Regions from separate parts of the Mus musculus genome. Here region 2 is linked to region 1. A link is a loop called in an ENCODE intact Hi-C map of the cell type or tissue named here. Cell type or tissue: left cerebral cortex. All regions are shown on one strand. Each heading gives the region's core, and the rest is flanking DNA. Links, peaks and the distances in the headings are about the cores only. Region 1 holds the start of Nfam1 (Nfat activating molecule with ITAM motif 1). Region 2 holds the start of Mir3080 (microRNA 3080).

What was found. A loop is a pair of places that touch in the nucleus more often than their neighbours do. Peaks named below come from ENCODE experiments on the same cell type or tissue, not always from the same donor. Only the 100,000 strongest peaks of a DNase experiment are listed, where the experiment ranks them.
Region 2: a loop joins it to region 1, with 2.2 times the contacts of the local background. A loop is called at or near these places in 3 of 42 quality-filtered maps.

The regions. Positions count from the first base shown.
Region 1 is chr15:83,023,206-83,038,575 of GRCm38, forward strand. It overlaps Nfam1 (Nfat activating molecule with ITAM motif 1), which reads right to left and starts at 10,192. Exons shown (of 6, transcript NM_001271411.1): 1 at 9,908-10,192. The coding sequence starts at 10,025. It overlaps Gm32620 (a long non-coding RNA gene), which reads left to right and starts at 10,111. Exons shown (of 3, transcript XR_384275.3): 1 at 10,111-10,299; 2 at 11,054-11,147; 3 at 14,518-15,370. In left cerebral cortex, for the core only: no CTCF peak of the experiment used is centred there; DNase peaks (open chromatin) are centred at 7,813 and 10,139; H3K4me3 peaks cover 391 bases; H3K27ac peaks cover 452 bases.
Region 2 is chr15:82,954,633-82,970,002 of GRCm38, forward strand. Mir3080 (microRNA 3080) reads right to left here and starts at 4,664; the gene lies at 4,586-4,664. It also overlaps a transcript of Tcf20 not described here. In left cerebral cortex, for the core only: a CTCF peak has its summit at 7,990; DNase peaks (open chromatin) are centred at 7,610, 7,987, 8,585, 9,503 and 2 more places; H3K4me3 peaks cover 3,252 bases; H3K27ac peaks cover 3,748 bases.

The sequences.
Region 1 (15,370 bases), core at 3,497-11,496:
GCCCCCTCCTCTCTCTCTTGCCTTCTTGCTTTTGCTCTGTCCCCTTTCTCCTGTTGCCCCTCTCCCCGCTCCCTTCCCCCCTCTCCACAAACTCATGGCCAAGCCTCTACTCCTCTACCCTCTCTCTCTGCCTTTCTCTGTCTCTACCACCCTCTCAACTCCCCTCCCCATGCCCTGAATAAACTCTATTCTATACTATACCGTCTGTGGCTGGTCCCTTGGGGTGGGGAAAGGGATGCCTCAGCATGGGCCCGCAGAGGCACCCCCTCCCCCCACACCTGACTACACCTCCTCTTAACATATTCCTTCTCTCTCTTTATTTTTATAAAACACAGCACCCCGGGAACCTGATTCCTTCCGTTTCAGGTTCTTCTGACTCTGTGGCCACTTTATCTGATGTCAGGGCTGGGTGGGGACCTCTGTGCTGAGTCCATGATGGGGAACAATTTGTAGTCAGAGAACCTCATCCAAGAGTGTAGGCACCCACTCTGACAGTCTTCCTTGGCGTGGCCAGTTAAACCCCACTCTGGCCATTTCCCCGTAGGACAGGGTGACCCTCCTTTCTGGCTCTCCCAGAGACTCGCAGGCTCATTCTAGCTGAAATCACTTCACGGGGTCAAGACAAGCCATTTATAAAGGACAGAAAATGGAGGGCACATTTCACACAGAGTCGAGCCACTGCATGTGACCTGGTTTCAGTTATTCTCAACTGGGTTCACACAGAGTCAACCCTAAAACATGCAGCTTCTGTTTTGTTTTTGTTTGTTTGTTTGTTTGGTTGGTTGGTTGGTTTTTGGTTTTTCGAGACAGGGTTTCTCTGTATAGCCCTGGCTGTCCTGGAACTCACTTTGTAGACCAGGCTGGCCTCGAACTCAGAAATCCGCCTGCCTCTGCCTCCTGAGTGCTGGGATTAAAGGTGTGCGCCACCACGCCCGGCTAACATGCAGCTTCTGATTTGGGGTTACTGTGGCCTATAGTCCCTGATTTTGGAGTCACCCTCCTTCACATCCAGGCCCCCTTTCTGAGCTATGTTCCCAGGCACTGGGTCCCGATACAGAGTAATAACAGAAGCTGCTGTCCCTCAGGCACAGTTCCCTTTCACAGACGAAGTAACAAAAGCTCAAGAGACAAGATGAGGTTTGCCCAAGAAGCAGGACTATGAAGTAAAGATGATACTGTATTCTGGTTACCTCTGGGTCCCGCCCCTCCCCCCCCCCCACGCTGGGTACCTCTGAGTCCTGCCCTTCTCTCCTTCCCCCCACGCTCCCAACTCCGCCATCACTATTCTGCTAGTTTCTAAAATATCTGAGCAAGTAAAACTCAGACAAAAGAAACATTCTCAGGTGATGGAGCTCGCCTTTAATCCCAGCACTCGGGAGGCAGGGGTAGGTGGATAGTTTGTGAGTTCGAGGCCAGCCTGGTCTACAAAGCCAATGCCAGTACAGCCAGGGTTCTGTTCCACAGAGAAACACTCACCAAGACAGGTGAGAAAAGAAGGAAAGAAAGAGAGGAATGAAGGAAGGAAGGAAGGAAGGAAGGAAGGAAGGAAGGAAGGAAGGAAGGAAGGAAGGAAGACTATCTTTCAAAGATTAGTGGTCACTTCCCTAAATGTGGTTATCAAATAGACAGGCCTGACAACGGGGAGGAGCTGAAGAGAAAACTGATCAGAACTGACCTGGATCCCAAAAGCATTGGGGGGAACTGCTACTGTTTGCCCAGCTCAAGGAGACCCTTCGGCTCTACAGGAAGTGAACCCAGGAACCCTCTACAGTCTTCTAAGAAGGCTAACCAAGAGTCCTCGGAGGGCTGGCAGTGGCCCTTTAAGGAGGAGGCAGATGAGAGGAATAACTGCACTATGCCTACCAGAGGTGAAGAGGGTAAAAACTTAAAGTTTCACCTCACTGGTCCTGCTCCAGCTGCCTGACCAGGGTAGTGAGCTCTCCAGACTCCACCAGCCCCTTCTGAGCCTTGGCCAGCTCAGCTCTGCTTGCAACTCAATCCCTCCCGCAGCACTGAGTGAGAGTAGTAAGGGCCCAGGCGTGCTGATCAAAGGGATCCGCCCTGGCTCAGGTCGATTTTAAAGGAAAACACTTTGATTTCAGGCTCCAAAAGAAAGCCGTTCCCACGATCTTTATGTGAGGCCTGGGGGGTTGCCCTCCGATCCGTTCTGGCAGCTCTGAGAGCTACGACTCTTTAAAGGGTCCTCAGGAAGACACAGACTGAGGGCTGCTGATTTGTCCCTGAGTCCCAGCCATGTGCTAGAGTGTGAATCTCAGGGCACCTCAGGGCAGCCGACAAGCCATTCATGACAGGCAAGCGGTCGCCAAGTGGCTGGCGCGGGCGTTGGAAGGCGACCTTTGAACGGCGAGTGTCTTATGGAGTTTTTAGTGCTAATGTTCTCCACATGGCACGCTCAGGATGGGCTGTCACGTCGTTCAACACCTCTGAATCACAGCTGCGCGCAGATGTGGCTTGGCTTCAGGCCCTTCCCACAGCTTGGCTTCATCCCGTGTTCTCACGGTCCTAGACCCCAGACCCCAGAGCACAGGAGAGCCACTCGGAGACACAAACCAAAAGAGCGCTTTGTCGAAGGTTTGGCCTGGCTTAAGTTCACAGCTGTTCCCCCTTCGAGCCCCTTTACTGGCAAGCTGGTGAGTGAGACCTGGGTCGCCTGGGGATTCAGGGTCTCCCTTTTCACACATCAGTACCCCCAAAAGGGTATTAGGTAGGGTAGAGATGGAGACAGAGCTCAGCTCGTCGTCCTTGAATGGGGATGAGTGGAATGGTGTGAGGATCCCCCAAGGGTCCTAGGAAGGGGGCTGGAAGACCCAGAGGACAGGCTACCACCTACCCTGAGAGAGGACAGGAGCTTTCTGTGAAGAGATCCTTAGACTGGGTCATTGTTTTCTGAATTAGAATCTTCAGGTCCTTCCTCACCTCCTCCCTCCATAAAAGTGAAAGCAGCTCACTGGCTCACCATAGAAATTCTGGAAACCACAGGGAAGGATCAAGAAGAAAGGCGGACTTGTCTGCAGTTCGCCACCCTGACAGAGCAGCTGTGAACGTTCTGATGTCTTTCTTTCCCATCTCTTTACCAGGCTGAACTTTGAAGGAAGAAAAAGAGTGGGAGGCAGCCAGGTGGGGGAGGGGCAGGCAGGAGGGTTTCAAGCACAAGAAAGCTCTTGGGTAAAGCGTCTAGAAGTTTCCCCCACAGGGCACTGTGTCGGGGCACCGAAGAGAAGAGAAGGTGGTAAGAGACAAGGTTTGCGGCGGCAAAGATGAACAGGGCATCAGGGTCTGTAAGAGGTTGGGGGAGGCTGGCAGAGGCAGGGGTGGGGGTGGGGTGGCCATAAAACAGGCCTAGCCTCTGGGAGCTTTTACATTAGAAGGAAAATGTCATTGCATTTTAGAAAGAAGACAGGAGAATACCGCAGAGTTCCAACCAGTAGACCTGGGCCATCTAAAACCTACCCAGCATTAGCAAGTCACCTGACTTCTTCCCTTCAGTCTCCTTTTAAAATACCAGCTCGGGGTTGGAGATATAGCTCAGTGGGCAGAGCGTTCCCCTTGCGTGCATGGAGCCCTGGGGTTCAATCCCCAGCATGGCATAAGGCAGGTGTGATAGGGCATAGCTAGCATCGCAGAACTTGGGTGGTAAAGGCAGGAGGGTCAGGATTTCAAAGTCATCCTTGACTCCTGTTCAAGTTTAAGGGCAGCGACCTGGGCTCCATGAGACCTGTCCTTAACAGGTAACTGTGCAAGCTCTCCTCCTGACTCCTCAGTCTCCAGTCACACCAGATCCCACACTCTCAGTTGCCGCCCACCACTTCCTCAGTGTCCAGTCTGGGGCCTCCTCTTTTCCTTCCCTCGACACAGCTCTGCAGGCTGCCTCTGTTAGTGTCAAGAGAACTGCAGAGACAATGACGCCTGATCTGTGACTCTTATTCTTTCTGGTCTTGATGCATAACCTTCTTTCTCTCTGTGGCTTCCCTTCCTCCTGGGCTCTCCGCCTGCTCTGCTGTCTTTGATGTCCGTAGCTTTTCTTACCTTGGCCACCTCACCAGGATCCTCTTAAGATCCTTGGGTGGCAGAGCCTAACCTGCCCTAGATGGGCTCAGCTGGATCCTGACAGTCAGGGATGGTTCTTTCTGAGTTCATCCCCCTAGGGACGCACTGCTGGTTGTGAGAAGAGCCACTGTTCTCTGGTCCCCAGATTCCTTGGCATGAGAAGGTCTAAGAAAGGCACTTGGCTAGTTAAAGGCCAGATGCATTTTGAATGTAGGCCTTTGCCCACCCTGACTTGGTGAGACTCAGCCTACATAATGGAGGCCACCCCTACCTGGGCTCCATGGTCCGCTTCTGCTGACTCACCAGCAGTAGACCAGTTATGATTTGCCCTTCCTTTCTCTACAAGAGTACACGCCATCCTCAGGCAGGATAGGAGCAGCCATCCAACCAGGTCAACCACCTCCAAGCACCCCGCAAGACCACAGCACCTAGATCAAAGCCACCAAGTATGGCCACCCATCAAGTAGACCCAGTGAACCAGGATTCCCCCAAGGCCCAGCCAAGAGTCCCCACAGGATGCTAAGTCAAAGTCATTCCATCTTGGACTTGCAGCCCTCATCTGGGATAAGCCCTATGCTGATACACAGTCTCAGAGAGAAGGCTAGGCCTGGCCCCACCTTGGCTCAGATGTGGGTGTGTACAGGTTTACTCTCTGTCCCCTGCAGGAGGTCTGGAAAGACCCTAGTGAGACCTCAGCGCATGAGGTTGCCAAATGCCAGGCACGGAGGAGAGGGTGTCAAGAGAGAAATGCTAGGCTCAATAGAACTCCAGTGGGCAGGGTATACAGTGATCCCACACTGGGAAGACAGCATCAAGCTATAGCATTCACTGTGCACGTCTGAGGTCTCCCGCTGACACTGAGATGTGACCTCCTGCCATAGTTAGCAAGAGGTTTGCATGGGAACTGCTGACTACCTCAGCAGGATGAGAAGGGAGGTGGAGAGTGGTTGGGTTAACTTGGCCAAGATCTCTGAGAACTCAAATCCAGGCTGGCCAGGCCCTTGGCCAACCTCAAGTCTTTCCTGACCTCCTCAAGTTCACCTGGAGTTTCCCCTCCCCTTCCTCTGGCTTCAGCTGCCACTTCAGTGCCTGATGGCCATAATCCTATCACAAAAAGCCTGGTCTAGGGAGCAGGGAAAGGGCAGACCCCATGCTCACTTCCGTGTTTCTCCAACACCCTGTTATCTCCCACTCATAAGACACGAGGGACTTTATACCAGAGAGGAGCCTCAGTTCAGAGAGACTAGAGGCTCATTCAGCCCAGTCTAACCAGGATGAACCTCCCACCTTCCAGGGCTATCTGAGGCTATCTGAGGCTATCTGAGGCTGATAAGCTTAATTTAGCTGCTGTTGTTATTCTTTTCTGAGGATCCCCTGGGTGCTAGGAACCACGGATGTAAAACCAGAGGCCTGCATGCAGTTGCTATTCTGTGGACACTGAACATTCAGCCACGCGGAATGACAGAAGTGGCTTCAGTGGGAGGGAACCTAATACACAGGGGCACACACAGACACACACAGAGGCACACAGACACACACACACACAGAGACACACACATATATACACACACACACATACACACACATACACACACACCTGGAGACCATGTGTGTACTCACAGCCCCAAACAAGATGCCCCTGAAATGCCAGCACGACTATAGGGATGACAGAGTGTTCACTTAGCAGGATATTATTCTACAGCGGGTGTGCACACAGCATGGCAGGCTTGTGGGACATGTCGGCTGTATCCCAGCTATACTCTGTCATCACAGATAGTCTATGAAGAAGCACTGCTGTGTGTCCCAGGAAAACTCAGTCATGGGCATGGGGATTTGAACTTGGCGTGCAATCTTCCTGTCACAAAATATTTTTCTTTTGAGTCCCACTCCAACCACTTAAAAAATATGAAAAACCACTCATAATTCTCTGGCCATAGAAAGGAGGTGGAGGGCTAGGCTTAGCCTGGAGGTCCATAGCCTGTCACCCTTGCTCTGTAGCAGTGGAAACAAATGTTACCTACCTCTCTGCCACTGAATAGACCTTAAAAGGCATAATGTTGACTCAAAGAGACACATCACAGAAGAATATATGCAAGAGCATTTCAGGGACACCAAGTTGGAAAGCAGACAATCTAGGCTCAGTGGTCCTACACTTGCTTAGCGTGTGTGGCACTACTACTCTTCTTTCCCAGTGCTGAAACAAAATGGGCGAACTTCCACAGTGGCTTGGACTGTGCTGGGTGATGACAAGATACACAGATAGATTCAAGTTTACCCAGCACCCCCACATCCACACTCATTCAGAAGAGAGCAATACCTCTAAGGCAAAATAAAATAAAATAAAATAAAATAAAATAAAATAAAATAAAATAAAATGTATCTCTGGAAGAATATTCTGGAATGTTCCAAAATATTCTCTCTCTCTCTCTCTGTTTCTCTCTCTCTGTGTCTCTGTGTCTCTCTGTCTCTCCGTCTCTGTCTCTCCCCCCCTCTCTCTCCATAGTCAGGCAGCACAGGTTTTTGAAAGTATTTGTCATTCATCACTGTACTTACGATTACAATGAAGAAGGTAGTGGCGAGAAGATCTATGGGGACAGTGTCTGAACCTCCACTAGACAGGCACTGTAATCCGCTGGAGGTAGTCTCGCATCCCACAGCTTGGGGAGACTCTCTTCTCCAGTCAGACAGAACCTCTGACTGTTTCTCCCCCCAGCTTGCCTTCTGGTCTCCCAGCCTTTATCCATGCTGTGCCTGTGTGCAACCTCACTTGCTCTGTCCTCCTCTGGGTCCAGCCCCCAGCCCATGGCCTCTCCAGCAGGCAGCCCCCCAACTCCCCCTCCTACAACAACTCCCCCCCCCCAGCACTCCCTGAGCCTGCCACTGCCTCTCTGCCTCTCTGCAGGCCTCTGCCTCCCAAGCTCTTTATTGGGATTAAACGAAGATGAAAGGCAGAGCCCAGTGGTGACAGAGGCTGGAGGGGCAGGAAGAGAGGCAGGAAGCCTTGGCTTGCAGAAGGCAGAGCAACTATTCATGTTTGGGAACAAAGAGAGTGGTGACATCTGAGGCCAGAGAGCACAGGCAGATGCTCGAATGAGCTCCATCTGGGTCCTGTTCCCTGGGACAAGTCTCATGATTTCTACCCAGCTGAGACTGTGGGCCTGGGGCTTGTACACCTCTGTTCCCTGAAGGGTCTAGAGACCTGTGGCCTGGGAGGCTCTGCAGGCCACTTCCTCTTCCGTTGGTATTTGAGAGCGAAATCAGTAAAGCTCAGAGCTTGAAAACAGTCGAAAGAGAAAAGAGACTGACATTAGTCAAAGACACTGAGGCCCAGAGAGGGTAAGCGGGTTACCCCAGTCAAAAGAGGTGACAGTCCCAGCATCTGAAACATTCAGGCAGGAGGATGGGTGGAGAGTTTGAGGCCAGCCAGGGCTATACAGTAACTTCTGGCCAGCCTGACTTATACAACCAAACTCAAACTACACATTCAATTCTTGTCTTAAAGAAAGCAATCGAGAAACAGAGAGAGAGAGAGAGAGAGACAGACAGACAGACAGACAGACAGACAGAGACAGAGACAGAGACAGAGACAGAGACAGACAGAGATGGAGATGGAGTCAGACAGACAGACACAGAGAGATCACACATATGGGAGAGCTCTTAAAGCCTAAAACAGGGGTACGGGGCGGAGCAGAAGCTGTGATAGACAAGGGGCAGGAGCAAGAGAGGAGGCTGTGTGTTCCTGTAATGGGCTCCAGAAGGCAGGGAGCAGGCTTCCCCCTCCCATGCAAGAGCAGGAAGAACTTCTCAGTAGTGGACCGTTTGTTGCAATACATGGCCAAAAAAAAAAAAAAAAAAAAAAAAAAAAAAAATCTGTTTTTGTTTGTAGCTCATCCTCTTTCAAAATAGCTTCCCCGAAGCTGCAGTAGCTTGGCCAGAAAAGCCTCCTCTAATTCAGTGCCTTGGCCTTAGGAGGGAAGAACCACACAGAGAAAAGACAGGACTTCAGGGACATTGAGTTCAAATGACTACGTGGGAATTCTTTTTATTTTTCCAGGGATGATGGTTGTTGAGGCACAATCTCACTCTGTGGCCCTCGCCAATCTGGAACTAATAGCAATCCTCCTGCCTCAGCCTTCTGAGTCCTGGGATTACAGGCACCAGCCACAACATCTCACATAAGTGGAAGTTCAACCACTGTCAACAGCAGGTCCATTCTACCTTTTCGCTGTCTTTTCATGGTCTGGAGTGGGTGGGCAATGTAGGTTGAGCAAGAGTAAAGAAGACAGGCCACAGGGTTGGTACCCAAACTGCTCTAGAGGCTACGTGTTGGCTCCTGCCTCCTCAGAGTAAAGTTTCCTGGGGAGAATCTTCCTTGCAAAGAAAAGTGATCTGGTCGATCAGCGGAGCCCAGTGGGCAGGGGAGGCTGAGGCTGAGGCTGACCCTGGCCTGCAGCCTGACTTCTGAATTTTCTGCTGTCTGACTCCACACATGTTGATAGACATCCCTGGGTTTGTCTCCCTGTCAGTGAGATGATGCTGAGGACATTAAAGGCTCACTACACGCTAATTCCTGATGGTCAGATATAAATGAAAAAGGGGACATGACATAATCCAGGGACAAAGAACCCCCAGTCACCTCATCAAAGTCAAAGTGGCACCGAGGAGAGGCGTTGGTGGACAAAGTGCTCACAGCATAAGTGTAAGGACCAGAGTTCGAAACCCTGGAATTCGAATAAAGCAGAGTAGCACGTGTCTCTGATCTTATTGTTCCTGCCACAAGACAGGAAGCAGAGACAGAATCCTTGGAAGCTTGCAGGCCAGCCAGCCTGGCATTCACAGCAGTGACAGACAGACAGACCAGACAGACGGATGGGCGGGTGGGTGGGCAGGCAGACAAACAGACAGGCAGGCAGGCTATTTCAAACAGGTAGAAGGCAAGGATGTTCACCCGAGGCTGGCCTCTGACCTTCGTAAACTCACCTCGGCACACACAGGCACACGCACACACACACATGATTTATAAAATAAATAAGTAAAGTCAAACAGAGAACAGTTAGTACTCAGCCTCCACAGTGGAGTGTCCCTGGGTCAGCAATGGACCAGCTGCTAGCCAGGCCAAGGCAAGAACACATAGTGCCTGACAGACATTACCCAGCACCACCAGGGAACACACCTGAGAGGGACACCCTTGGAGGTGCGCTGGCCTAGATAAATTGGCCTCTACCCCACAGCTTGCTTTGAATCCAGACCTCCCAGCTTCCAAGGGAGCCTGGAACTAGGATAGGACAGCAGTGTTGGCCCTGGGGAGATTCGCTGGTCATAAAATCCTTGGCCTCTGACTGCATTTTAGAAAGTGCTAAGTGTGACCCTTTCTAGTGTGGCCCCAGGATGCCGTGCTCTGACTGCCTTTCTCTGTATTCACCAACCACCACCAGCAGCACCCAGGGCAGCTCCACCACCTGGCAGATTCAACAGAACTCCTCTACCACAGTAGCCTTGTAAGAGCTGTCTTTTCCATGGACTCCACACCTGACCTCAAAAACACAGCACCCACCTTCCTTATTTAAGGACCAGGAGGCCTAAGCTATGCTGTCAGGAAAGCTGTTAACACTGGGGTGAAGACACAGCACCGTCCCCCCACAACCCCTTCAAATGCCACCTTGACGAGGCATTAGCTAAATATCTTCTCAGTCCCCGAAGGCTTCCCACATGAAGTCTACAATGTTCAAACGCAACCAGCAAATCCCCAGAGACAGGTCCCGGGAATTAGCTGTTCCCGCTGGATGAAAGTCACTCTGATGTATGCGAACAAGAGGACGTGAGAAGGAGACAGACTTGCCTGTTAGCTGCAGGGTCTGGGGCACCGGCAGCAAACAGAGGAAGCACCAGGCTGGGAGCCAGCTGGGTGGGTGCAGGCATCGCACTCGGGCCCCACGTCGCAGAAGCCAGCTCTCCATGGAATACCGTGCGCCAAGCTGGACACTTATCAAAGCCTGTTCCTCCTTCCGCTTCAGGTCACTGCAGACTAAGGCCCCTGCTGGCAGCTAGAGTTCCCTTTTGTGTCCCCATAAGTTCCTCCTCTGGACACCCTTCTGCTTCCTCAAGGCGGTTCCTCTCAGAAACCCTGACCTCCCTCTGAAATAGCGGAAGCAACCTTGGTGAGGGGTTCCAACAGATAAACAGCCTGGGGCTCCAACTCATCCAAGCCACACAGTGGGAAAAGAGCATGCGGTAGGAACCTTGGCTTTCCCGGGCTTCTGGGGCCTCCTTAGTCCCTCGCAGCAGAGGACCCTGTCCTGGAAGCTGGGTGGCCATGCTCCTTAGGTCTGAAACCCTAAAAATGACCATAATCCCACCTGCTCAGACATCCCTGCAAGGTCCCTGCCATCCCTTGAGAAGGTGTCCTGAAGGGGGGGTGGGGTGGGAGTGGGGGGAGCCTAGGGTGGGGGAAGAATAAGCAGAGGAGTGGCAGACTGGGAGGCTGAAGGGCCTTAAGCCACTTGTCCCAGCCTCCGGAGGGAATTTAACACATCCTGGAGTGAGAGACAGTAGCTGGTTCTTCGGAGGAACTCCTCTTGATCCACCTGAACTGATACGCCTCCTCCTCCTCCTCCTCCTCCTCCCACTCCTCCTCCTCCTCCTCCTCCTCCTCCCACTCCTCCTCCTAGGGTGGGGGGGGGGCTCCCTAACCCGACTTCACCCCATCCCCACCCAAGAGGAGACACAGGCCCCTGACTGCCTCCTTCCTTATCAGCTCTGCTCTCGAAGCCCCCATGGCGCTAGAGGTCTCAGTACTGGGACAGTGATGGCTTCCTATGAGGGGGGGAGGGGCCATCCTCTGCAGACTCTAGGGAGAACTCCTAAGGTCCTGGAGCCCCGTGTCTGTTTTGTGACCTGAAAGGTAGGGGCTGAGAGGACAAGGGGAGAAAAGCAGCAGGAAAGAAGTTGAGGGCCAGACCTGCTGAGTCTCGACTTTTCTCATTAGAGCCGTGAACCCAAGAGAGCCCTGAGTAGCCCCACCACACCAGTGAGAGACTTCAGCATGAAGAGGTGAAGCAGCTAGCTCATGATCCCGGCAGGTCTGTGGGGCATAAATGAGAAGGACAGATAGATTTTTACCTGGATTTTCTTTGCCACTTGTGCCAGTGTGGTGGAGGCTGGGCACGTGGCTGATGTTCCCCCCCTCCCCCACCCTTTCATATCACCATGGGGGCTTCTGTCAGTACCTTGCCTAAATCCCTTCCCCTTGGCCTCTGCACAGTTAACAGTGAAAGCTGCAGGGTGTTTGGGAGCAAGAACCCTGAGACTGGTGTGCAGAGGCAAGCAGCCATAGGCCACCCACCCGCAGAGGAAGATGTGTATGAACAGGAGAAGAGGCAGCGCGAAGGGGCGGGCTGGGACCCAGGCGGTATTGGCTGTTGATCCATCAAGGTGATACATGATCACAAGTGTCACAGCGAAGCATGGATAATCTGCTTCACGCCGCTCCCCAGCTCCTGCGGGGAGCAGATTGTCTAAGCACTCCGGTGCCATGGTGATAGACGTCATGTTAATGCCTCGGTGCACAGAGGGAGCATTTTAAAGGCATCGGGCTGCGCCTCCGTGAGTCTCCTCATGACTTGGCACCAGGAGATGCCTGAGTGCCAGGCTGCCTGAAACACAGATCCTGGCTTCCCCAACACTGGTGCTGTCCCCATGCCTGCCCAGGTGCCAGCTAGCTGCTCCTCCCTGCCTGTGCTTGGTACTGCTGTGCATCCCGTGCAGATAAACGTCAGTCCCTGACAGCATACCTGCACCTAAGCTGCAGGCAGCGGGGCCTTACGGGACCCTGCTGAACACCTAGCAAGCCACTCACTGTCCTACCCCCTGCACAGGTCTTCAACTCTACAAGACTTCATGCTGGTGCAGGAAGTTGCTCAGAGGCCAAGCACTGCCTGGGCTCTGGGTGGGGCTGATGAGAACACAGCAAAGGAGGGGAGGGGGCTGAGGGGCTGCATCACCGTGGGGATCCTGAGCTACTGGGAAGAGGCAGGGACAGACCTGAGAAGCAGAGCCCCTCTGACCCAGGTGACAACCCAATGGACATCAAACCAAGGCGCATTCAGAAACCTAAAGGTCTCCGTGACTCTCCAGCACCTGTCACCCAGTGCTTTGAGCTGTAGACCACCTGGGCTCCATTCCATTTGCTGTTTTTTTTTTTTTTTTTTTGTTTTTTTTTTCCTGTCCTGTGCCCCAGGCAGGAGCCCTGAATAAGTAGTAGCAAGGTTCGAAGGTAGGAGGAGGACAGGAAAGAACAGAGACTTCACAGCTCTGGGCTGGGCCTCTGAGCTTGACTTTGTAGATGAGATTCCTGGGGCCAGCACATGTCAGCCGTGGCGTGGGTCTCACTAGGCACCCGCTTACCCCCCATCTACCCTTTATATCTCGCTGGGCACATCCTCTGCCCACAGCACCAGCCTTCCTAACAGATACAGAAGAGCAAGAGCCCATCTTGAGGAGCCATGTCTAAAGGGAACAAAGATAACCCAGGACAACTCAGTATGACTGTGTGGTCCAGCCTAGCCGCTGGGGCCAAACACTCTTCACCTCCAACTTAATGGGCATGGCAACCCTATGTGCTGGTATCTGAAATTCCTTCCATTTAATAGGTGCAGAAACTGAGGCACAGAGAAGACAAAGTGATTTCTAACCACTATCCTAGCGCAGCAGTTCTCAGCCATCCTCATTCTCTAATCTTGGCCCGCCACCCCCAACCAAATAGTTACGTTCGTGGCTACTTTGTAACTTTAATTTTGCTACTGTTCTGAATCTCAATGTAACTTTCTGTGTTTTTCTCAAGGCCTTAGGTGACCCCTGTGTAAAGGTCATTCGGCAGCCCCAACAGGGGCTCATAGGTTGAGAACCTCTGCTCAGACTGAATACCTAAGGGACAGACAGCACACAGAGCAAGGGGACGCCAGGGAAGGAGGAAGGCTTGGCTGGCTCGGGTGGACGGCTTTGTGAACAGCCCTAAAGGAGGAAGTAGAGAGGGGAACCTGGAAGCACGTGGTCCCTTGCAGTCCCTGGGAAGGGGGGTGGGGCTTCCGTAGACTTAGACTAAAACTTCGATAACAAGACAAGTCTCCATGCTAAGTTTACTTCCACCAATGTTTCTTGTTGCCAGGCAGAGAAGAGAAGAAACCAAAGTCAGTCCTTTTTTTTTTTTTTTAAATTTATTTTCTTATTATATGTAAGTACACTACAGCTGTCTTCAGAGACCCCAGAAGAAAGCATCAGATCGCATTACGGATGGTTGTGAGCCACCATGTGCTTGCTGGGATTTGAACTCAGGACCTTCGGAAGAGCGGTCAGTGCTCTTAACCACTGAGCCATCTCTCCAGCCCCCAAAGTCAATCTTTTCCCCTCAGAGTGCCCCAGAAAGGGAGCTTGGACCCAGCCACTGCTGCCTGGCCTGGGCTTGGAGGTTTCTCTTGCAGACACAGAGGTACTAGGACGAGAGGATCAGACCCCTGACCCAGCTTCATGTCACCTCTTCCTTCCCAAGACTCCAGCTCCCAGAGAGACCTATCAGCAAGGAGATCCGGGCTGAGAGTGGCCACTCTGCTCTGACCACTCTGTTCAGGGTGTCAGGGTGTCTAGGGTGTCAGAGGTACACTCCTCTGTCCTGTACCTCACGCGTCCAACAGTGGCAATGGAAAGTTCCCATCCTGGGGACACTGGGCTCACATTTGGGAAGGATGCTCTCCCACCCTGTGTAGCTGACCTGCAGGCACCGGGCCGATGCGTTTGATCATTTGATCAGATCCTCACCAAAACAGGGCAAGAGAGCTGACCGTGACCCCAGGATAAACCATACAATCCCGAGCCGACCCTCGGTGAGCCACCTCCTTACCTAGGAGGGAATGAACTCCGCCATTGGAGGCAGGCAAACCCATCTGGAGCCCATCACCCTGCATGCTGATGGGAGGTTTCTGCCCTGGCAAGAAGCCCAGGCTGGCCCATCTCCAAATCTCACCTCGGTTCAGGCTGCCCTATATCTTTGGCTGTTCCTTCCATTTGAGACCTAGTTTTAAAGGCTTTTCATCTACGTGCTACTTCCATTCTCACAGAAACATTGTGTGGGAGGAGTTATCATTGCCCCTAATTTACAGATTAGAAAACTGAACTCAAGTTCCACCGCAAGGACGAAGGCAGATAGGAACTTGGGCTCCTGGCTCTTTGGCCCCTGTGTGTTCTTGCATCCTGCAGTCCCCCTGGTTTTCCCACCAAAACACCTATCCTAACTCTCATATAGTAAGAAAAATAGAACAAATGACTTGTTTGGAGGTGGTAACAGACAGTCTAGGACAAGCACCTAGGGTTCGCATGTTAAATACATACACGTAACATGTGGAGAAATAATGAAAGACAAAGGTAACTCCCATTTTCAACATTTCTTCCATGTAACAGCATGCACCCTGTGGGGCTCTTTGGATGGCTTTGTCACTGGAAGAAACAAGCACCACCCAGGAAGCTAATTGCTGGAGGTCCCGAGGAGTAGCTGTCAACCTACTGAGTCTTCTACCTTGGGATTTCTCTTCTGACCATGATGGACAGCCCCAGAACTGTTCTGTGCTGATGGCGCCACCTGGTGGCTGGCGTGGGAATGCCCTCAAAGGAGACTCCCGTGTCCCTTGGCGCTCTAAGGAACCTGGGCCATTCAGAGGCCAACACCTTGCCAAGTTAGACCCAGACATGAATGGCAGCAGGGTGGAGTAGTAGAATAGAGGTCAGGGTCAGGCAGTACACAATGTGCCAGGAAGACTGTGGAACCGAGAGCAGGGCCCCAGCGTGCCTCTTGGAGGCACTTCAGCCCTTCCTGGGGGCAGGAGAACAATTCACTTCTTCCAGACAGCTGCTTCTGCTGGAAGCACTTTCTAGTCTTTTCTAGAGCCTCCTTCCCAGCTGCTTACTGGCCGCCAGGCAAACCCCTCCCATCTTCTGCAGGCACAACTGGGGACTTTCCAGGGGCAGTCTCAGCCAATTAAGGAAACAATTAGCCTCCCCTGAGGCAAATTCATGCTTTGTCACCCACAGCACTCTGGTTCTGTGGGACTTGTGGGCACAAGATGTGTGTGTGTGTGTGTGTGTGTGTGTGTGTGTGTGTGTGTGTGTGTATCCCACCTTGAAGCTGTTTGGTGAAAGATTTAAAGAGACAGAGGTGAAATCACTTGACAAAAATAAGTCATAACAGAGACAAGTGTTAGCTGGCTGCACACCTGTGAGCCCAGTACTTGAGAGGTGGAGACAGGAGGATCAAGAG
Region 2 (15,370 bases), core at 4,233-12,232, 68 kb before region 1:
CCAACCCGGATCCAAGCCCCCAAATGTCGCCCTGAGGAATGTCCATCCTGCTCACCTACTGTGTCCCAGGCTCAGCCCGAGAGCCCCCTGCAGGAGGAATACCCACCTGAAATGGTGGCTTCTCCATAAGAAGAGGACTCAGGAGTGCAGCTAGGTGTGAACCCTGCCTGGGCAGGTGCTACAGATACCCTGGTGGGAAAAAAGAGGCCATGAGCCAGCTCCCACGGAGAGACTCGGCTCTCCATCACATCTGGAACATCTTACTCGCCCAGAGACCTTGGAGACCCTGGGAGGTCAGATGGTGCCTACCTGTGGAGCTCAGCCACCAGTGTGACAGAGGGAGAAACAGAGGCTTCAAAAGGCTTAGTGTTCTAGGACTCCTCTGTGGAGGAGCCAGAAGTAATTAGGTGGCCGGGATTCCCCTGTGGGCAGCATGGCTCAAGCTCCCTAGTGGGACACTGAGGCGCTCCGTGAGGTTCTTCCTACCACCTGGGGCCACTCAGTCACTAAAACACCCCGGCCCCGGAATGCCACAGCAGTGTCGGTGATGGTTCTATAGGCCACTTACACGGCAATGCCAAGAACCACAACAGTGGCACTGGCTACAAACTAAGGCCTGCACTGGAACGCCAGCTTGCTCAGTCCTCCGGGCAGCCTCACGGGGATTAGCTCCCAGCCCCAGGTTCTGACCCACGCCAAGGGCTGCATGAGCCCCTTGGCAGCAGCTTGAGTGGTTACCCTCCTTCCTGATCATCTCAACAGAGGAACCTTACAGAACTGCAAGGTGAGCCCAGATCCAGGACGCCGTACCTGTCCCGCCTTTCCTGGCTGGCACAGTGCCTGGAGGTACCCTACAGGCTTATGACTCACTTTGCTCTTGACGAGGATGTGAGCTCTGTGGAGATGTTGGAGGACTACTACTCCCGTGGCTCTGTTCACATCAGCTCAGTCCCAGAGATGCTGGCTCTGTGATGGCCCCCTCAGGGATAAAAAGGGAGATAAGACAGCAGAATAGATACCCCGCCCCCTTTATAGGGTCTACCCTCAAATCCCATGGCTGACATCTACTCTTCTCTCTAGTCTCTAGTGGTGTCTGAACATGCATGCCCTCTCCAGCACACCTCAGTTTTCCCAGATAGCTCTGCTCCAGACACAAGGCACACTTGTATGTGCTTGCTAGCCTTCTGCTGGCCCTTCATACTGTCTCGGGAGCTTCCCTGAGGACCAGGGCTGTATCAGCTCTGTTCACAAATGCCAGCACAAAGATGGTAGGAAATGGGGCCTCAGTATCCCTGTGAATCGGCTAAGCCAATAACGCTGCCTGACAAGAAGCTGTTGGAACTGAGTGGGGTAGCCATGACCCTGACCCTGAGCAGCACCTGATAGAATTAAGGGATAGGATCCCACAGCAGAGGGAGGGAGAGGCCTGGTGAGAAGTGGACTGTAGGACCTCAGTGGGCCTCATTGCACTCAAGGGGAAGCAGAGACCAGTGGAGTCATGGAGGGGGTGAGAGTGAGGTTTTTGGGGTCCCGGCACTGAAGTGAAAGTCCCCAGAACTCAGACTGCCTCCCAGCCCTCCCTCTCCCCGACACAAACCCCCACCACACCAGTCATAACGGGCAGTTAAATGTCAGAGGGCCAGCTACCACCCTCCCTTCCTTACCTATGTCTACCCACAGCCCTGGGAGGTGGCATCCCATCCATACAGGTTGTGTGGCCTCGGTCTGTCCAACTTGAGGCTTCTTCTAGCTGAGCCAAACAGATGGGCCCAAAAGACAGAGCAGCTTGGGTGAGTGCCCTGCTGTAGAGTGGCAGGTCACAGGCAGAAGCTGTGGCAAACATACCCCAGCCAGGACCTGGTCAAGTGTAAGAACTAGCTGTGGCCAGTGTAGCAGCCAGCCAGCCCACAGCATGCTGGATCCATCTGGCAAAGCTGGTCTCCAGGCTCAGGTGGTGGGGTGGGAAAGGCCACAACAGACGCTCTTGGCTCCCAGATCCTCTGTTAGGATGAGCTCAGCTTTAGCTACCAGGTCTAGATGCCCTGTGAGCTCGCACCCCATTCAGACCAGCTCCAGGGTGGTGTCACCTGCTCCCAGGAAACCTGACGGGTATTCTCTCACCTCCCCACCCTTCATGGACAATCTTAGCCCCTGCCCCGATGTGGGCTTCCTCCTTCTCTCTCTGCCGTGACAGAGCCTCTACAAGATATTTCTGGGCCCACAGCCCTGATAATCTGAGACCTTCACTTCCGTGCACACCAAGCTCCAGTCACACTGGCCTTTCTGTGCCCAGACAGATAATGCTCAGCCCACCACAGGACCTGCCTGCCTCTATCTCAGGATTCTTTTCCCCTCCCCACAGCTCTCTGTCCCCATGTCAGGCACTTCAAGCCCCAATTCAAATGCCTCCCCTTGGGAAGGCCCCTCCAGGGCATCCTAGCCAGTGGCAATAGCTATAAGCCCAGAGCAACATGTACCACATGACTGCCTCCCATAGGCCTTCCTCCTGCTGCTGAGTGTGAACCCTTAGTGCTGCAGCCACAGCCTGACTGACACCTTGTAAACCATGCAGTCTCCAAGGAGAAGAGTCAGAGCTGACCATTCAGAGGCTCCACCCTCCTCCCCAACCCTCTGAGATACCACAGCCCTAAGACCATGGCCCCTGAGCTCTGGCCCTGGACATTTCTCCAGCCCTGGTACGGGAATCCTCTTCCCACTGGGCTGCCTGTTGAGTCTTCTAGGTCCCTGCATCATACTCCCACGCAACCCCTCCCCCACATTCCTCCCACAACCCCTCCCTGACACCTCCCCTGACCTGTGTCCTGTTCCTACCACCAGTCCTTCCCACAGTGCTCTGCACCCCTCTTCGCCTTGGCATCAGCTCCCACACCATATCTCCCTTTCTGTTACTCCTGCTCATAAGCCCAGGCCCTCATGGCCAGTACCTGTTGTCCCCTGCCTTTCACACCTCCAACCCTCCGCTCCAGCTGGGCTCTCTCCCTAAGTTCTCTTCTTCTCCTTCCTCGATGGACAAACTCTTGCTCATCCTCCAAAACCCAACTCGGAAATGTCATCTTTTTGTAAAAACCCTTCCTGAGTTTTCTCCTGCATCGGTCAGGATTCTATCAGTAAGAGAAAGAATCACTAAACAGCTTCCACCCAGACAGGAAACGTGTCAGTTTATATAACTGACAATCCCAGGGGCGGCTTCAGCTACCACTAGCTATAGAGGCCCAAATAATGGCCTCTACCTGTCTCAGCTGTATCTAACCTTCTTCCAGGTTCTCCATCTTCAAAGTGCTTGTGGGAGTGGATGGCAGGCAGTCCACCTTCCCATTCACGGGCTTCAGCAAGCATAGGCAAATCAAAGGCAACATGGCAGCAGGGGGTCCCTATGCAAGCAGATCCGGGTGAAAACACAAGAAGGCCTGTGGTTAGACTAGCAAAGAAGGGACATATGCCCATTTCCCATTCCGTCACTGAGGCCAGAGGGGTGGGTCTCATGTTCATCTTATGGATTGGGGAGGAGGTCTTCAGGATGCTCCATACCCACACATGCCCTGGGCTGCATGATCTGCTAAGTCCATCTCCTCCCTCACAGCCGGGTCCTCGGTGCCCACTCTGCTACAGTCCCAGGAGATGCCTGGTCAGAGGAGGTCTGCTGTGCAGAGGAGGCCTGCACATGTGGAGGGTAGTAACGGGTTAACTGGCACCCCTGCCAGGCAGCAGATCTGCATTCTCACGGAGGCCTCAGGGGGACACAAAGCTGACATGGCAACGAGGGGAGTCAGAAGGGAGTTGCCCAGGGGGCTCCGGGGCACAGCACGGCCCCAGCAACCCAGCTGCGGTGGGGGCTACTCAGCCAATCCCAGAGAGCTGCGAGTGGAAGGGTTGGGGAAATAATTACCGAGGAGGCTGGGAGGGAGGCGGGGAGGCTGGCGAGAGGCTTAATGAAACTGCTAACGCGTTAGTGATTCCTGCCTGCTCGGAGAGGCGGAGGCAGACAGCCATGTTGCCAGCTCCTGCAAGGAAGCTGCCAGGCGGGACTGGCTGGGCACGCAGAGGCAGCAACAATAGGCACCTCTGCACCATCGTCTTTCAACACGTGACTCTCAAAGGGCGATCTTAACATATTACAATTGAAATGACAGTGTCCTCCAACGTGCATGTAATTGGGCTGGGGGCCATTCAGCAGACTCACTGAAGATAGGATCAGGTTAAACGCAACTAGACAGCTAAGGGCTGGTGAGAACTGGCTGTCTGGTCCCATTTTCCAGATAGGAAGCTGGGAACCCTGGAAGTCCCCATAGGGAGCCTGGAAGGTTCCAGAAATTGCCCAGCCCTCTAAGTCCTTCCCACCACTCCCATGTATTTGTAGTCTCAGAAAGCTCTGTAGGGACAGGTAGACAACACAGTCCCATGAAAGATGCCCCCAAAGAGTCAGGAGGGACGTCACAAAGCAAAGCCGCTGGGGTTGCAAAGAGAACTCAGGGTTCTCTTCCCACAAGATGGGCATTTAACAGCCAATGTGATCTACACTATAGTTTTCAGTCTGTGACATCTCGGGTCTCCAGACGAGAAAGGAGGCACAGAGATGTCAAGCGCTTTGCCCGAGGATGACTACAGGGCCACGATCCAAGAACAGGCGCTTCAGATCTCAAACCGTGGACTTTTGTTCAAACATTCCACAGGGTGCAGAGGGTGCTAAGTATTCCCCCAGCTGGCAGCTAGAAAGATGGAAAGGTTCAGACAAGCCACTCCCCACTTCTCCAGAGTGCTGTAAATAGCACAGGTTGCCAGGAGGCACACAAGAGCCATTGGGGAAGCAGCCTGGAGTCATCGATGACCACAAAAACCAGTGCCTTCTCTGCTGCGTTCTGCACCCCCCCCCCGCACGAGTTAGCATGCGACTCCCCTACTCCAGGACCAGGAAACAGGGACACAGAGGCTTGGAGGAACGAAGCTACATGCCTTGGAAAGTGACCCTTGGAAGCTGAACACAGAGGTGCACACTTGTAATCCCATGGAGGCAGGAGGATCAGAAAGGGGTTCGAGTCCACCTTCTACTATGTAGTACCAAGGTAGCCCGGGCTCTGTGAGACTGTGTCTCTATGGGCCCCTCACTGGTGGGAGCCCGCCCATCCTACAAGAAGGAGTCCCTCTGGTGTTCACCTACACCCTTACAAACCAAGGAGGTACAGACCTAAGGCCGGTGACCCCAGTTTAGGGCTAAGAGACACTGGGCAAGGGGTGGGTTCTCCAAGAAACTCAAGGAACTGTGAACTCAGAGGACTATCCATCCCTTGGATGGGCAGTCAGGTCTAGGAGCCAGGTGGGCCAGGAACTCAGTGACTAGGTAGTCTCCCTGTATCAAATCTGGTCTAAATAAGGTCTATGTGAGAAAGCAATGCCATTTCTCCTTCAATAGTGCCTTTAGAACCTTCCAGGCAGCCTTCTGCCTGGGGAGACTCTCTGCAGGGTACCAGCTGTTCTTGAGGCCTGATTATTTGTTCCTGGGTCTGTTTCTCTAGAGGAGTGTCAAAGGGTAAGGCTACCATTATGCGGATAAGTCCCTGGGACAGTAGATTCTTCTGAACAAGTGAGAAAGTGCGAGAGAGATTTGGGGGGGGGGATGACACAGAGAGAGACAGGCTCACATATGAGAGAGAGACAGAGACAGAGAGACAGAGAGAGACAGAGACAGACAGAAACACAGACAGAGACAGAGACAACAGAGACAGAGATACACAGAGAGACAAAGAGAGACTAATGCACACTCACACACATGAGAGAGAGATAGAGAGACATTGAGCAGAGAGGGGGGGAAGCAAGGGAGGAGAAGGGAGGGAGAGGGAGGGAAGGAGGGAGGGAGAGAGAATATAATAGACAATCCAATGTTTCCACCTGCTGCTGCCGCCAGGCCCCCAGGGGCGACTGTTCAGGGATCAGATTCAGCTCCTGACCACGAAAAGACCTCTTACTAACACTGGTCCTCAGCAATTGTCAAACCAGGAAACTGAGGCTTACCTGGCCCTGGACCTCACAGGACTCAAACCCACACACAGCCTGGCCCTCCCGCTCGATTCTATCCACGTTGTTTTTGTAAGGCACGCCTCCACACGGGGCTCTCTCATTGATGCCCATCCCCCACCACACCCCAGGGGGACAACCAGACAAGGACCCTCCAGTGAAGAGCATAAAGCCCAGACCAAGGTCAGAGTCTCCAGGACATACAAGGTCTCAAACTCAGATAGCTCCTCCAATCCCTCATCATCTCTGCCACACGCCAAAGCCGCCTCCTTCCCCATCATCAACGCAATAAAGAAGGAAAGGGGGGAGGGGAGAGGAAAGTGGAGGGGAGAGGAAAGGAGGGGAGCCCCCCACAGCCCGCAGCGGGCTCCTTTCTGGTCAGGGGAAAAGCCTCTAATGAAGGCCCTTCGATGCCGCTGAGCTGGCGGTGTCAGCCTGGGAGCCCCGCAGAGCTGCGGGCCGCGCATCTCTGCCCCCAATTAGCACTCAGGTCCTCCATCAAAGCGTGTGCCTGCTGCCAGAGGCAGAGGCCACGGGGACGGCCCCTCCAGCAGTGGGAGGAGGCCAAGGCTCTCCGGCAGGCCCTGGCCTCTGCCCCTTGCCTTTTGGTGGCGGGGGTGGGGGGTAGGGGGGCCTAGCCACCACCTCTCACCCTCTCCAATCAGCCAGCTCAGGGCAGACGCCGTCACCCCGGGGGACGCGCTAATGAAGATGGCCGACATTAATCTCTTCCCTCTCCCGACAGGTCAATTTATAGTTCCATGGGGAGCCCTGGCGCCCAGCCAGAGGGCCTGACATAACTCTCCCTGCTCCTGAGGAGGACATGGGGGGTGGGCTTTGATAGGCAGAGGGAGCCGGTGGTCCCTGGAACCTGTCTTCAGTCTAAGTATCCACCATTACTACCCCCAGCAAATACAGGTGGCAGAGAACCAGGAGGGCACCTGACCTGGAGGGCTGGGGGTGACTGGCTGCCAAATCGATTCTGGGTCCTCAATTGGGCACCCTCCTCAGCAGGAGCCCTGCCCCCTAAAAGAGACAGGCTTTCTGCAAGTCAATGATCATCTACAAGTGTGGGATCCTCTCTGCTCTTGCTCAAGTGCGTTCCTCAAAGACCATGAAGCAGGCACAGGAGTCTAGCTCTGACTAGACCCTGGAGACCCATCAACCTAGTCTCCTGGAGCTCCCAGGCTCCTTGGGGGTTTGGGGGGGGGGACACAGACCTGGAAGCCTCCTACCACTCTAAATGCCCTAAAAGGAAGGAGTTTCCAAGAGCTGGGGGTACCTTTGAGAGGGTGCACACAGTCTACCTGCCTAATAGATGAGGGATGGGGTGGGGGTGGGGCGGGGCAAGACACAGTTGGGTGCTGAGGCTTAAGGGGTGGTATTCAAGGGAGCAGGCTATCTTAGGCAGGGAAGACCCCAGAGCAGAGGATAAATGGCTCACAGGGCGTTATGCTGGTTGTGTGCAGAAGAAGCTGAGAAGCCCGGCCTCAGGGGACTCTCGGGAGTTTGGCCTAGTTTAGATTTGTGGACAGCTGAGTTCAGTCTGCCTTGCTCAGAGTTGCATTTCAGAAAGAAAAAAAGCCTGGTAATGGTGTCCCAGACAGATAGTAATGTAAGGGAGGAAAGGCCATAGGGAAAAGGACACACTTCTTAGAGCAGAGCAGAACTTCACAGAGGACCGAATGGAGAAACAGATACCCAGATGTCTGGAAGGGTAGGGGGGTCCTGAGGTCTCCAGTTTGGGTACTGGGTGGGGAAGTGTTACAGGCCTGGAACAGGTAAGGAATTGGGCCAGGGAAGCTTCCAGCAGGCCCCAAATGCCAGACCTGGGCTTGGGAGGGAGAGACCAGGACCTAAAGATGTTCTCCAGGTCCAACTGTGCACAGCGTGACACTACTGCTTTTGGAGTAGGTCGTTTCCCAGGCAGCAGGGGAACCAGAGAGGAGTATTCAGTACTGGAATAGTGAAGACCTGGCAAGGCCAAGGGTGGAGGAGCCAGAGGTCCCTCCCAGTCCAATGCTGCTCAAGGCTGTCCTGCTGGAAGCACAAGGCCTGGCTGCCCCACCTCCCAGCCTCTGAGGCTGGCACTGGTCCTGCACTGACTAGGTAATATGTGACCTGCCCAAGGGATGCCCTTTCCCCCTAGGCCCTCCTCCCCTTCCCGAATCTAACCCCTCTGCAACCCTGAGGGCGTCCCCTATTCCCTAAGCTGGAGACCTCAGGTTAGGCACAGTTAGAAGGAACCAGGGTCTCACTGACCCCAAAGTACACTGTCATGTAGAAGAGAAAGAACAAGGCCTAAATAAAGGGCCCAGACGCTTACATTGGCTGCATTATGGTGGCGGGACAATGGATGATATTTTTCCCCCTTCTTTTTGACAATGAAATATTCATACGCTCACTCTATTGCCTGTGTGTGCCTGGAGGGGGCTGCTGTAGCTTTGGTGTCAAGCAACCGTAGGGTCAAATCCTGGCTCATTCAGCTCTTTACTGGAGACCAAGGGCCAGCAATCTGCCCTTTTGGCCTCCGTTTTCTCATCCGTACAATGGGGACGAACGCCCCTCACTCCAGCCCAACGCGCGCACAGTAGGCACGCTGCTAAGTGCCGGCCTCGGAGCATCACACCCCCGCGTCGTCGCCACCTGTCCAGCCTCCAGAGGGAACTCGGGACGCCCCCACGTGCCAGACGCTGGCGCTGGGCAGGCGCCGGGCGCCCCCCTCCCGCCTCCCCGCCGCGCCCCGCTGCCCGCTTACCCTGGCGGCCGGAGGGCCGGCATCGGTCCCGCAGGAGAGCCCGGGCAGCGGGGCCGGGCTCCGGAGCGCGGGCCGCGGGCGCGGGCAGGGCGCGCGGGGGCGCGGGCCGCGCGCTCCGGGCCGTGCGCCCCGCGGCCGCCGCGTCCTCGCCTCCAGCGCGGGCCCCCGCGCGCCCCGGCCGGCCCGGGGGCAGGCCCTGCGCAGCGCCGCGCGGGTGGGGGCGGGCCTCGCGGGCCCTGGAGAGGCGCCCGGGCGGGCGGCGCGGGGCTCCCGGCGGGGCGCGGGCGGCGCCGCTGCGGTGGCCCCGCGGCTGAGTGGTGGGGCGCGATTTACTGGCTGCAATTCCCGGCGCCCCTCGATGGCACTTAAGAGAGACCGGGAGGGAGCCAGGGAGAGCGGGCGGAGGGCGGGCGGAGGAGGGGCGGCGGGCGCCGTGCGCCGGCGGGGGAGGGGCGCGGGCGGGGGCGGGCGGGCGGGAGGTGGGGAGAGGCCCGGATGGAGACGGCGGGCGGCCGCGGCGCGCAGGGCTGGGGGGGGGGCGCTCCACCCCCGCCCACCCGCGCCCAGCCCCCTGCGCGCCGGCGCCGCTGGAGGGGGGACCCGCCCCCCTGCAGTGCCCCACCTTCTACTGGGCAGCTCCACCCGGTGCCCCCATCACCACCGCAACCAAAGAGAAGAGAAACTCTTGGCCCACGCACCAAATCCAGGCCTGAAGCCATGCTTGGTTTGACGCGGTGGTTGTTGCTTTTTGTTGTTGTTGTTGTTGCTTTTTCTTTTTTTAATTAGAATTAATTCCCATCATTTAAAAATGGGAGCTTTTCTCATAAAAATCCACATATCTACGCAGTTTAGAAAAAAGAAGCCCGGAGCAGATGCCTCTCCATCTTGCAGTGTCTCTTGGCAGAGGTCTGAGCAGACACTGGCCTGCAGCTGTCCTCAGTCCCCACTAGGCCCACCTGCCCGTCCCTTGGCCAACCACTCCAGTCAACCTGCAAATCCCAGAACCCATGGAGACCGTCCCTGTAGGATGCCCATCCCGCTTAAGGCCTTCTGTAAAGACACCATACTGCTGACAGGCCCTCCGAGTGCCCACAGTCCCCAGGGGATGGTGGTGCCTGCCCTGCCTGCCTGCCTCCTCACAGGCTGGCATCCCTGTCTCTGTGGCTGCCTGTTACCACAGGGCTGCTGCTCTCTGGCTGGATTCTACCTCCATCCTGGCTCTAGGCCTAGCCCACAGTAGGCACTCAGTAAGTGTTGGCTGAGCCGCAACCTGAGAATGGCCATGATCGGGATTCCAGGAGGCTGCCTGGGCCGTGGCGGGCCCAGGGCACCGGTCCCTGCAGCTGATGTTCATTTTTAAAGCCCCAAATGTTCGTTCGGGGCGGCTCTCGCCAACCAAGAAAGCTAATGATTTCCACGATTCATTTTTTTTCTCTACCTTAATCCCACTGCCAATGCTTCTGGGGCTCTACTGCTGCTGCCCTCAGACTGGCATTCAGTCTCTCTCAGAAGATACACCGCAACTGGAGAATGCCCAGGACCATCTGGGAAGGCCCAGCTGTGCCATCCCAGCCTGTAGGAGACCACTTCCAGGCCTCAGGATCACAGGATCTGAGCGCAGCACTAGCTGATGTCTCTGAAGAAAACCTGAGCAGCAGGAGTAGGCAGATCCGGACCAGCGCCAATCTGTAGAGTCCCCTAGGCAGGTGTCTTAGTTTCCTTTATTCTGCCACTTTTGAGTGGAGGAGGCATAGCAAGGAGCCTACCAAGAACCTGCCCCCTTCCAGTCACCAGAGACAGGTTTTCAAAAAAAATGTCACAAACCCACCACCACAAGGGTCTCATTTTGCAGAAATAAAACAGGTGAGACAGAATACTCTGAAGATCACAAGGCTTGTAGAACACTATGCCAGGAGCCTGTATTCCCCCACCCCCGCCCCCACCACCACCCTGCACCCCCTCACCCCTGCACCTCCACCCCTTTACCCCTGCGCGTGCGTGTGTGCGTGTGTGTGTGTGTACACACGCACACACACACCCACACACCGGAGTATTCAAACAGCAAAGGAAGTGAGATCTCCCTGAGAGCTGGATCTAGAACCACATCCATGAGGTTGGGGCTGTCTGTGATGGAGGACAGGTTGGTACCCAGACAGATCTTCCTCGTGGAAACATGCCCAACCTAGGCAAATGTTCAAAATGCTGTCCCAACCTCCTCAACTAACCCCTGGACACAACAGCTCTGTGGGTGCCTTCCTCCATGAAGGGACCAGGAAGCAAGCCTGGCTCAACAGCCAGCAGTCGGGCACAGCTCACAAACCCTCTTCTTGAGCATTGCTGTGAGAGCTGCCTGGGGAGCAGCCTCTCAGAGAGAGAATAAGCCCCTGTGGGCTTTAGGAGCATCAAGCAACACAGCAGGCTGCCAGGGAGGAGGAGAAATGCCCAGGCTCAGAGATGGGCCACCCTGGATTTACACACTGATTTCCCAACCTCCCAGTTGTGACTGACTGGTTCAGAGTCTCAGTTGCTTTCCCTCTTAGAATGTGTAGATGCCAATCATAAGCCCAATTTACTTAAGTGATTGTAATGAGCCTGTCATGGGACAATGCATGTAGAGCCCTCAGCACAACTAGGTAAAGCTCAAGACTTGGCAAAGGGAACAGTTAGAAGCATGGTACAGCCCAGCAGTGGTGGCGCACGCCTTTAATCCCAGCACTCAGGAGGCAGAGGCAGGCAGATTTCTGAGTTCGAGGCCAGCCTGTTTTAGAGAGTGAGTTCCAGGACAGCCAGGGCTACAGAGAGAAAAGAAGGAGAAGGAAGAGGAGGAGGAAGAGGAGGAGGAGGAGCAGCAGCAGCAGCAGCAGCACCAGCATGGTCCAAGCAAGGGTTCCCACTCCAGCCTCCACTGCACCAACCAGTGTGGCCTTGGATAAGTCATTGGTCCTTGCTGGGCCTCAGTGATCCTGTCTGCAAATGAGGTTATTGGTGACATTCCCCATCTTACCAGGTAGTGTAGAGATTAAATTCAGGTAACTCACGGCCTGTGTTTGGAATAGCACCAAGTGATAGTAACACCCACTGGCATTCCTTTGCCTGCTGTTACTCAGCCCCAACTTCAACGAGACTTTCTAACTGTCCCCAGGAGACCATGAGGCTTTGCTTGGAAATTAGCATATAATGAACAGGCCTATGTTCAAATCGCACACTTGCAGGTTGAGATCTCTGAGCAGGTTGAGATGGCTTCAGTTCAAACACGGGAGCACAGCCGCATGTGCAGTGGCTGACTATCAGCCGCTCCTGTATTCAAGTGCCCATCTCTCCTTCAATATAGATCAGGTTCATCTCCTGGACTTTACTGTGTATCCAGTCCCTCTCTGAGGACACTGTAGCTGTAGGACACTATAGCTGTTATGGCTAAAGCCTGGTCTATATTGAAGGAGAGATAGGCACTTGAATACAGGAGCAGCTGCAGACTGGTCTCCCTTGTCCAGTCTTAAACCACCTGGACAGCTCCTAAGTGTGTATCTGGGAGCCCCACCAAGGCTGTCTAGGCTGCAGGTGTTGGTAGTAGGTATTAGCTAGTAATTGGGAGATCAGCTGCCCCCCCCCCCCCCAGTGACTCAGGATTGTTCTGAAGACCATGCAAGGGGTCCTACCTGGAGAGAGGAAAGCAGAAACTCCATAGAGGGCTTGCCTGACCTCTCTGGGCTCATTGTCCCCAATTCTCCAGTTTTACTGTCTCCTGGCTCCAACTTTTTTTGAAAAAAAGATTTATGTATTTTGATGTGCACTGGTCTGCCTGCATGTCTATGTGAGTGAGCCAGGTTCTCTGGAACTGGAGTTACTACAGACTGTCATCGGCTGCTATGTGGTTGCTGGGAATTGATCTCAGGTCCTGTGGAAGAGCACTCTGTGCTTTTAACCGCTGAGCCATCTCTCCAGCCCATTTTATGGTCTCTAAAATAACAATCGTTACTTATAGCATTAATTATTGAACTGTGTATCATCTACTTCCACCCTTTTCCCCCCAAATCCAGGAGTATAAGGGTTCAGGTATACCCCTCCTTTTGTTGTTTGGGGTTCATTTGACACAGGGTCTCATATCTCCCGGGTTGGCTTTGAACTTGCTCTGTTGCCAAAGATGACTTTGAACTCTTCATCCTCCTGCCTCTGCCTCCCAAGTGCTAGAATTACAGAGCTAGGCCACTATGCCTTACTTCAGAATGTCTTGATTCCTGCTATACTAACTGTACCTCCACAGTGTGCAAAACAGTGCCAAGCACATAGAAGGTGCTCAGTGAATATTCACAATGGGATAAGAATCTCCAGATAAGGCCTGGAAAGATGGCTTGGAGGTTAAGAGTGCATGCTGCTCTTGCATATGGCCAAGATTCAGTTCCTGGGACTGGGCAACTCCGGGGCATCTGACACCTTCTGTTAGCCTTGGGGGCATCTACACCCACTTCGTGCTCATACACACATTTCAGGCAATCGTGCCTCGTGCATGCCGTACACGCGCGCACAATAAAAACGAGTAACTCTTAAAACAATCCTCAGGTGGTGACATTAAGTGCGCAGGGTGGAATGGCGATGCTCCAATGCCTGTGTGCAGCTCCCCCTCCTAGGAGACAGCCCGCTTGGGCTGTTAACCCAACCCCAACCCCCACCCTGCAGCAGCAGAACTGAGGAAGGGCACCTCAGGGGCTTCCCTCCCACTCAGTAGTCAGGAAGCTACTCCCCAGTGCAACGGGGCTTCTTGGACCAGCAGGGAGAACTTGGGCAGTTTTCTGGCTCACTGCTCATTCTTTTGCTGTTTGGTGACACAGAGAGGCTCCTGCGAGTCTAATGCTCCCTCAGATGTAACCTAGAATTCCCCCTTCTAGTAGAGCCTAGTAGGACTTCTCCAGCCCACCCACCCTCTAAATTGGAGGGAGGGGCTTCTCAGCTAAGCCCCAGGATGTCATGTGGGGGCTGAGCTCCCCGCCCCTCGCGTGCGCATGGCACTCCCCCGCTACAGTTTACAAAGTGCGTTCACAGACATTATCACGTCGGCTCCTAAACGCCCCCTAAAAACCACAATAAATCTCTCGCTCTGGCTCCGGAGCCCACCGGCTGCCGCGTAATCACTGAGCAGAGAGGCCTCAGGGCCCAGAGTCTGCCAAAGCCTCCTCGGCGCCAGCAGGGGCAGAGGGGGGATCCACGTGGGCGGGTGGCAGGTGGCGGGTGGCAGGCCCAGCTGGGGCGCTGCGGGAGAGAGGAGCAAGCCCGCCCGCCCGAGGCCCAATCCTACAAAAGCAGACTGTGCCGTCTCAACCCAGAAGCTCTCTTGGGAGAGGGGCCAGCAGCCACGGGATCTGGAGGACAGAGGCTGGTGGGCCGGGAGGCCAGGAAACACTACAGGAGACCTGGAGGCTTAGCTCTTGGGAGCATCATTGTAAATGTAGCGGAGCCATAAAAATTTTTCTGTTGGGGAGCCAGGGTTAGCTGGCCGTAGCTGGCTCTTCTCTCACCCGCTACTTTCTCCATCCCTGGATAGCTGTCCTCAGTGTGACTCTGTGGCTGGCTGTAAGGTCCTCTTAGCAGATCTCTCCAGTGACAGGAGCCCCCTCCCATGCTGTTCTCTGTCTGGGACTGTCCTGCTGCCCTGTTAAGACTCCTAACCTTTCTCAAAAGACAATTCGGAGTTCTCTATATGTTAACACCCCCCCAAAATCCAGAAGTGGCTCCTTGAACCCCTAACTGCACCTGAGTCTCCCTCTGCTCTAATCAAGTCCTGTTTCCACTCAGTTCCTTGTGCCTAGAGGGCAGCAGCTGTGTCCTCCTGCAGTGAGGTGACCCAGACAACACAGAAAGGATGCCTCCTGACGAGCCACAGAACCACAGTCAGGACGCACGGGGACAGTCAGCCCAAACTGATGACAAACCACAAGAAAGAGGCAGCAAGGCCCTGTGTTTACAGATGGGCTCCTAGCCCTGAGTAACCACACAGAGAGAGAAAAAAATTATCCCAAATGCCTGAGCAGAATCAGCCAGTGGCTGTGGTTGGGGGGCTGGGGGTGGGGGTGGTGTTTTCTTACATTTCCCTAGGTTCTCAAAGTTAGAGAAGCTCAGCTTACAAACTGTGGAAAGTTCAGGAAAGTTTAACTAAGCAAGGAGAGGGAGGGCCTGACCCACCCGCTGCGGTTGCCCTGGCAGGCTTCCTTCCTGGGCCTCTTCTCTTGGTGGCTAACTCCTGGGAGGCCTTGGCCTTGGCCTCTGGGCTGCAGGGGGTGCGGGGGGGGGGGTCAGCTGATCTAACAGAGTGGTGGCTGTGGTGTGTCATGGCAGTCAGAGAGCAGGTGGCATCGGCTCTGAGGCCTCTTGAAAGGAGGCAGTTTCTCCCATCCCCAGCCTTCACAGGCCTGGGAGAGCGGCAGGGCGGGGACACGGTAGCCCTGGAAGTCTTGGCCAGGAGATATCTGGGGAAGAAGCAGGGAAGCTAGAGATAGAGGTTTGTGGGGTGGGGCAGTTGTCCATATTGCCAGAATAGACCTCTGAGTCCACATCCCACAGGCTCTGAAAGTCTGGCTGCTTGGTCTGGCA